Regions from separate parts of the Homo sapiens genome. Here region 2 is linked to region 1. The links are chromatin loops, found by intact Hi-C in ENCODE. Cell type or tissue: IMR-90. All regions are shown on one strand. Each heading gives the region's core, and the rest is flanking DNA. Links, peaks and the distances in the headings are about the cores only. Region 1 overlaps PCNX2 (pecanex 2). Region 2 overlaps PCNX2 (pecanex 2).

Evidence for each region. Peaks named below come from ENCODE experiments on the same cell type or tissue, not always from the same donor. Only the 100,000 strongest peaks of a DNase experiment are listed, where the experiment ranks them.
Region 2: a loop joins it to region 1, with 2.7 times the contacts of the local background. A loop is called at or near these places in 3 of 110 quality-filtered maps.

The regions. Positions count from the first base shown.
Region 1 is chr1:233,110,719-233,115,117 of GRCh38, forward strand. The region is part of intron 21 of PCNX2 (pecanex 2); the gene reads right to left. Among named protein-coding and RNA genes, the nearest start is that of NTPCR, 160 kb to the left of the region's middle. RefSeq lists an enhancer at 3,884-4,399. In IMR-90, for the core only: no CTCF peak of the experiment used is centred there; DNase peaks (open chromatin) are centred at 2,423 and 2,913; H3K4me3 peaks cover 245 bases; H3K27ac peaks cover 2,751 bases.
Region 2 is chr1:233,238,625-233,243,023 of GRCh38, forward strand. All of the region lies in intron 8 of PCNX2 (pecanex 2), which reads right to left. Among named protein-coding and RNA genes, the nearest start is that of PCNX2, 55 kb to the right of the region's middle. RefSeq lists a silencer at 4,299-4,399. In IMR-90, for the core only: CTCF peaks have their summits at 595 and 2,644 (motif pointing left); no DNase peak of the experiment used is centred there.

The DNA of each region.
Region 1 (4,399 bases), core at 334-4,333:
ATATGACAATAATAGCACAAAGGAAAGGAAGGAGAAATAATGTTAAAATTCCTCACACTACATATAAAGTGGTATATTATTTAAACGTAATATTATTTAAATTTAATATATATTTAAATTTATATTATTTAAATAATATACCACTTTCTGTGTAGTGTAACAACACCACACATATACCTTTAAAGGCAGATACTGACGAATTAACTTTTATATTCCTAATATAAGAGAATGACTTTTAAATGGCACAAATAATATGTCAGTAGAAGAAATAAAATGGAATAAAGAAGTAGTTCAAAGTGACATCCCCTCAAAGATTATCCTGTTATCCTTCTCTCCACTGCCCTGATCACTTGTCTCCTTCTAGAGACTCTTAAAATATTTGGCATATCATTTTTTATCACACGGAAAGTCGTACAGAATCTTGGCAGCAAGAATGGGCACTGGAGTCAGACCCGGGTTCTGATGCTAGGTCTGCCTCTTATTAGTTGTGAGATGGGTTTCAGTCCACTGAGCCTCAGTTTTCTCATCTGCACAGCAGACTGGTGCCTACCTACCTCAGCAATTTATTGTGAAGATTGAATGAGGTCATCCATGTACATTTTTAGCTCAAGAACCAGAATATTATAAGTACTCATAAATACAGGTTATTTTACTGGTTGCACTTATGAGATTGTTTCAAAATTATTTATTTTTCATTTTTTATTTTTTGAGACAGAGTCTTGCTCTGTTGTCCAGGCTGGAGTGAAGTGGCATAATCATGGCTCACTGCAGCCTCAACCTCCCAGGTTCAAGCGATCATCCCACCTCAGCCTCCAAAGTAGCCTCCCAAGTAGCACCACCACACTTAGCTAATGTTTGAATTTTTTGTAGAGATGGAGTCTCCCTATGTTGTCCAGGGTGGTCTTGAATGCCTGAGCTCAAGCGATCTGCCCACCTCGGCCTCCCAAAGTGCTGGGGTTACAGGTGTGAGCCACCACACTCAGCCCCAAATTATTTTTTATATGTCTGTCTCTCCTGCATCCCCCATTAGAATGCACTGTCATTGGCAGCAGGCACTGGTATTATTTACAGTTTTACTTTTATCTTCTAGAAGATTTGTAGGATCATAGTAGGTATTTCAGTTAATGCTTTTCAGAAAGTGAAACAAGTGACTGAAGGCCTCAGGTATTGTTCCAGTTCATCAAGCGCATAGGCTATAGGAGCTTGGGTTCAATGGAATTTTTCCGATTACTTCATGATTCTCATTTACATGTCACATCTTTGCAATTGCCACTGCTTTTTCTGATAAGACAGGTATTTATCCTCTCTTCCTCCCTGGATGTTTCAAATTTTATAGTAACTATCTCAGTCTCATTCATAGCCTTTCTTCACCTAAGGTAGAAACACCATGGTTTGGACCACTCAAAGTACTTCCAAAACTGCTAGTTCAAGGAAAGAAAGAATGGGAAAATCTGTGACCTTGAAGATCTTGTCCTAAATATGAGCACCTGGTATAGAATTGAAATCTGCAGGTTCCAAATGTACATCCTATAAAACAAGATGCCTACAGCCAGCACAGGAAGGCACATGCCAGTGGTCAGCCTTGCAAGGAAAAGGCTTCCCTGGCGCTTCACCAGATTGAGTTCTCTATTCTGGAAGCACTTTAAGGAGGGCCTTTCAGAGGGCACTCCTAGGTGCTGAATGAGCAAGGTTTTCAAAATTCTTTCAGCAAGTGAGTCTAGAGTTGTCACCTGTCTTGAATTCCTGAAGCCACTCAAGTAGCCTTTGTGCCTTAAGCACACCTTACTTCCCTGCTCCTTAGAAGATTTACCAGCTCTGGCTCTTCAATTCTCTCTATTAATGAAGGCACATCACTGCCCAGAGGGACTGCAACATTTAACCAGTGAGAATTCTCTCTTTCAGCAGAGAATGCTGCAAACTTTTTAAAAAGATGGGCGTTCGTAAATACTTCTTTGATGTGTTAGCGGGATGAATGTGTCTGTGTAGATCTTTGAACAATATAACTAAATTCACATATTTATTATAGTATACTTTGGCATGAGAATTAAGCAAAAATGAAGAAAAAAATTTTAAGTCTTACATGCTAGGCTTGATGTCCCAAATGGGGAGAAAAAGCTGACTCTTACTTTGAAGGCTGAAGGGCAGAGGAGTTACTAGCGTGTATTTCAGCCCCTCCCATGAGATGAACTGCAGTAACTTGCATGGTTTGAGTTAAGGGAAATCATCCTCTTTGTGTGTGGGTGCCGTCCTAGGGAGGAGAAGACAAGAAAGTGGATGTGTTAGGCTGTAAATCTTTAAGGGATGTGTAGGTTCTGTGCAGGCACTTTCCTGCAATTACACAATACAACACTAAGAATGCAGCCACAGGCTGTGGTCACAACGCAGTGAGCTGGCCAGTTGGGTGACATCAGCTTGTCATCACCAGGGTAGATTTACAGCTAGAAGCAGATTGTGGTTTATTCTTCCTGGTTTTGCAAGAGGGATTCTGATGACTAGACAGCACAGAGCAACAAACTCACAGCTCTACTGGCCCTGTGCTAACTCCCCACTGTGAACAGGACAGCAGGCAGCAGCTAGACAGCTGAACAAGATTCATAAGAAGCCAAGAAAATCAAAACATACACCTTGAGAAGCCAGAGGAGGAAATCTAAGTAATCCATAGGCTCAGTCTAAAAGCCTTGCTTCTCCCCGTACTCCCTTCCCCCACCACTATGAGTCAGCATCTCTCTAGAATAATAAAACGCCACCCAACCCCTGCATCCAAGCTAAGAGTTTATTTCTCAAAAAAACAGTTTTCCATCTCGGAAGCTCTCAAATGAATTCAGTCAATATGTGCTGAGTAATTATTACGAGCCTGCCTCTTGTAAGATGTTGTGTAAGGTAGGAAAGAAAGAAATACAGCAGTGGTCTCACCACTGAGGCATTTCCGGTCTTCCTGGGAACACAGACGCACTAGAGGTGTGTGTTCTTTGTTTTCAGGCATAGTGCAGAGCTTGTGAAATTCTTTCCCTGAACCATCCTGGGTGGCAGCTGAGAGTGCAAATGTATCCCTGAAAGCCCAGAAAATGTGTTTTGCCTATGCAGTGGCTGCATGGAACTTCTGCAAACCAGTCTTTACTCCTGAGCCTGTGCAGACTCGAATAGCACTGAGTTCAAGTCAGCCTCTGTAAGTGACTTAGGATATGCTAATGAACAGTCATTGTAAGAGAGCAATATTCAACATTCCGGAGTTTTATTTCATATCTACTCTGTGCCTGACTGTGTTCTGCAAATTGGGGTTCTATCAGTAACCAAAAGAGACAAAGATCTTTTCCTTCAAGGAACTTAATAATAGTGGGAGATACAATAATATAATAAACAATTATAAAGTGTGTTATAAGATGATGACGGCTATGACAAAAAGGTAAAAAGTAGTGCAAGTACTTAAAAGGGTGAAAGGATTGGAAACCTGGGGTGAACGGTGAAGTAGGGTAAAATTACAATATGAAACTGGGTGGGTCAGGGCAAACCTGACTGAAAAGGTGAGATCTGAGCAAAGGCTCAAAAAAGGATCGAGTCCAGTGGATATCAAGGGAGGAACATTTAAAGACAAAGGAAACAGAGCGTGGAGTCTCCAGTGGCAGCACATCTGGCATAGTGGAGGAACTGCAAGTCTACCTGGGTTGGGCATGAGGAAGAACAGAAGAGGAGGTCAGAGCAAGAACGGAGACCAGTTGGTGCTGGGCCAGTGTCATGGGTTTGCCTTTTACTCTGTATGAAGTGGTGAGTCATTACAGGGTTTTGGGCAGAGAAGGTACAAAATATGGCTTGTGATTTGAAAGAAAGACTTCAGAGACGTTTGGTTTCTGCTGTGGCATGTAAAAAGCTTGGAAGTTATTTTTACAAGAAGAAGAAGCTGGATAAACAGAAAACTGATGGCTCGTCTCAACCCATCAGATCACTGATATTGCAGCGGTCACAGAAAACTCTGGACTACGGAGCGACAGGCGCATCCAGAAAGTCACAATGCAGATTAGCTTCTGTGGGGCAAAAGGTGCTGTGGCCATAAACTCCTAGGAACATTTAAATGATAATTTTCATGAAGTTATACAGGCTGAGGGTGGCCTACCATGAGATTAAGAAACTCACAGGCACCACGGTCTTAGGGAAGGGCCTACACTTTCAGGGGTTTTACTTCCAGAAACCCCACTAGGTTCTCATGGTGAAGATCAAGAAACATCCCCTCACGGCTCTGGTAGAAGGTGGGGAAGATTAAACAATGCAAAACACACAGGCTTATCCTCCAGAGCACAGCACTGCACAGGAGCCGATCCCACGTGGGAGAAAGAACTTCCTTCCCTACCAGTTTACTCCAGTTTATCTCACTGGAAAGAGGAAGGGAGGAAGAAACATAGTCATT
Region 2 (4,399 bases), core at 311-4,310, 130 kb after region 1:
CTAGGCTGCAGTAAGCCATCATCATGCCACTGCACTACAGCCTATGTGAACAGAGTAAGATCCTGTCTCAAAAAAAAAAAAAAAGCAACTTTCATACACACATGTAAATAAACATAAACTTCAATACATTCAATAAAGTCTTCATATAAAGAACCGCTTAGGAAACATAACATGATGAAGTCAGGGTTTAGGACGTGAACCAGGTAGAGTAAGTACGTAGAGTTTGAAAACTTAAAAATCCTGTGCTTCCATTATTTAATGTTTGCTCCTAAAATAATGCTTTTCCTTCTTGTCTATATTAGTGGCATAATCTCTGTCGTTAACAGAGAAAAAGATTAGTTAGATTTATAAAAACAATGTTCATTCAAACTCTTCTGCGTTGTACGGAAGCCACTGAGTAATGTAACTCTGTCATTTCACATCGAAATACAACAGAACTGAAATTGCAATGTTGACACAAATTCAGAGATATCTTAAACGGAGCACATGCCAGAACTTCACTACAAACAAAAGATTAAGCTAACTACATTGTAGGTAAGGTAGGTAATGATCATAAATAGGCAAGAGTGGGAAAAGAAATGTACGCTTCTGTGCAAAAAAGTAGAAGGTGTACAGCACCCTCTATCGCCAACTGAAATAAACTAAGAATTGACTACGACATAATGTGTAACGAATGGCTGTTTTAGAGCAGTCTTCCTCCTACTAAGGTGTCCTGCTAGGAAACATGATACAAAGGAAGTGTCAATCAATACATATCAGCTTAATTTTTCCATATTTCTTAGTACATTTCAGATTGTAAAATAATAATAATAATAAACATCATTTTCCTATATAAGCCATTTAAATATCCTTTAAAAAATCTATGGGTTGATTTTCTATTTAAGATCTTTTGGGTCAGTTCTAGAATTAAACAGAACTAGGTTAAAGTATACTACTCACTATCTGTGACTATAAGCATGTTGTCTTCCTACCTTAAATCCTCCCTATTAAATCAGGAAGATATTTTCCTCGTAGGTATCATTGTGAAAACTAAACCAGACTATGTATGTAAAGCAGTGAACACTGCCTTTCATATATTATGTACTTCATAACCATCCCTGGCCCTTTTTACTTCCTTTTGTTGATATAGGATTGACTTTGCTTTTTCTTATATTAAATAGCAACATAACTCCTATGCTTTTATGCAAATGGTATATTAATTTCAGGTGTCTCTGTTAGCAGGCATGGGGGAAGAGTATCTTGCCCTCAAATCACACCTAATCCTCCTTATTTTATAAAGACAGTCTCAAACAGCATATTAACTTCCCTCTTAATTAACCTCTTTTATGAGGGTTGAGTATTCCAGACAAGGCATGGGCATATAAGAAAGATTCTCTTCTGAGCTTAATGACTGGTATATGTCTGCATCAGAAACCTGTATTGTCATCTGTATTGTCATGTGTATATGGGCTCTCCATTTGGCCAGGAGGAAATGGTTACATGCTTACAGTAAGCATTGCTCAAATGGAGACGTTTCCCTTATGTGATATAATTCTCTGGTGTCCTGATAGTGTAGTTATAATCCAGCTTGCCCACCCAAGTACCAAAGAGACGATGATGTCCACAAAAATCACTGAAACGGACAGGTGGACAGGAGCGCAATCTTTGAATAATTCCAAAGTCTATGTTCTTTGCTAGCGTCTCTTCTCCAAGTATTTGCTGCTTATTCTCTCTCATTTTTTTTAAGTTATAGACTGTGAGCAGCATAATCATCTAAAAAGACAGTATCTTAGTAACTTAAAGCCAAAGCGTTTCCCACATTAATACATATAAAGTGAAAGCGTTAAGTTTCAAGAGACATTTTCTCTTCCTCCAAAACAATAATGGAAATGGAAATATCCCAAGCCTGTAGTAACTATTCTGTGAACTACAGTACACGATACTTAGCACATCTGGTCTCAATTATCCCGTTCTCTGGTGAATCTTTGGTAAACTAGTTTGGTTCAGGGCTATAGCAGAGATAAGTTTATTTAAGCTAGATTGAGCTCCAAGCAATAGCAGAAATAGTGATTAATGGTGGAAATTTCTAAAAGTGCTGCCACTAGAAGGTAATAAAGACGGGCCTGGGGCTAGGATCTAGTCTGGGCCAGAAGAGTGCACTTCTGTATGGAAGGAGTTGGGCCTCAAATTGACCATGACGATATTCCACCATACTGGACTCACCAGGTTTCCACCATCTGAGCTTCTACAAGCAACAGACAGTCAAAATACATGTGCTTCTTCTACACTGTCTCACTGATATTGGAAAAACATTTCTTGAAATTCTTCATCTTCCCCAGAGTTTAAAGACGATAGCCTATCACTCTCAGAGAGAGGGCCTCCCTTTTTCTGCCTCTTTCCTTGTTTTTCAGGCTTCCTCCAGGGACATGGGCACAAGGCGCATAGAGGGACACAGAAATGAAAGTCCCAGCAACATGTTCAACATGTAGGATGTTTAACTAAAGCAGCACTGTTCTGAAAACCATAACCTGTTATTTTGAATTTTAACAGGGATTCTTGTTCAATTCTCCTTTTATGTGACAGTAAAATTTGTGTGAGTATCGGAGAAAAAGGCAGCAACACCGTGGAAGTGAGGCAAGGCTGGGAGCATGGGACCTGACTGCCATCATGTGGCAGCAGTGGCTGTTGCCACCGGAACAGAACCACACTGAGCGGCAGGGCCAATTCTCAGGCTTTCAGAGAAAATGCCCCAGAGAACAAAAGTCTTTCTAGAATCAACCTCACAAACCTTTCGTCCTTATGCCTCTATGCCTGGGTGAAAGTACAATCTCTTTCTAATACGTCTAAGAAAACAAGATAAGAATGACAGTGAAAGGAGCAAAGAGTAAAAAGTGAAAGCCAAAAAGAAAGGACATGGAAATTTGGGAGGGCAGACACTATTCCAAGGTAGACCCAGGTGATCATCTGCTTCTTGCCAATCTTTTCCACCTCCATGTGATCAAAGGCACCAAGAACCCACACAAGTTTTTCAAATTTGAAGCAGCAAATACCTATCTCTCTACTATCCAAATTAAGTGAGTGACGCAGCTATATGCATCTCTCAAATATTTGTAATAAAAGACGAAATTTCTAAACTATAATTGAATGGCACATGGTACTGGGTATATCTAATATCGAGAGAAGTCACAATGTTTTACTCTTCATTTTGAATATCTAGTTGACTTGTTTTATTGCCTCACATTCCTGTTCAGCTATTCCAAGTCAGAGTGTCACTATTATTTCTTCTGACTAAAGTTAAAAACACAGTCTAAACAGACATGATTATTTATTGCCGTTTTCTGCCTGCTTATCTTCTTTGGGAACCAGGTAGATAATTAAACATTGTGGCTTTAGAGGACTTTCCTGAAAGTTAATCCCAATAAGTAAGAGGTTTTGTTGAGATAAGGGTCAGAGAAGCTGATAATGTCAACAAAAGAGTAAGAACTCTGAGGAGGTAGTAAAGATTAAGTACAGGGCTTCAATCCACCTTTGGAGTATGGTACACAGTGGGTTCAGAGATATACGGCAGCTTTCAAACATAAGCCTAATTTATAAACTAAAAATATCTGCTAGATCTTTGCTACGATAATTCAAAAACAAAAGCCATGAATAAGTGAATTCAGATAAATATTTATATTACCATCCTACTCTTATTTTTTAAATAAAAACAAGTTGAAGTTCCATCCTTGATATAAAAATCCCCCAAAAAAGTACTGCAAACAAATTTGCTACAGAATGACTCTTCCATTCAGTAGACTACCATGCCTATTTTGTGAGTTATAGATCCTCAAAATGAATGTAAATATCATGTCTTTCCAATCAGATTTCACTGGGGAGCAGATGATATGCATTTTGCATGCATTTCCATTAGATTGCTTATGACACCGTAAAAGCCAGATTAATACTTAAACATGGTTATAGATTGTCCATAGAAGAAAGCTCTGCTATATTACTTGGATTCATTTATACACAAAGAAATATAAATATTTGCTGAACAAAAAAGAGAAACTATCAAGCTTTAATTACAAGATCTACTGAGTAGTAATAAAACTTCACTCTGCAACAAACCCTCTGCACTCAAAAACACATTTCAACTTTCTAAGCAGCTTCACCTCCAACTTCCTAGGCAGATAGCCTACTTCCACTTTGGTTTTCTAGGCAGATTAGCAATTCCAACTTTCTGGGCAAATTAGTTCATTTTGGCTCTGAACTACTGAATCAATCTTGTGTTCTGGGTAATAAAATACTCAAGTGGATTTATCCTCTGGCAGTTTTTCCTACTAGCAATTCTAAAGGCTGCAATTCAAGCTGTAGTTTCCTCATTCTGGTTTCTGGGGAAAGCAGAACTGTGTTAGGTAATGTTACCAAAGATACCTGCTCT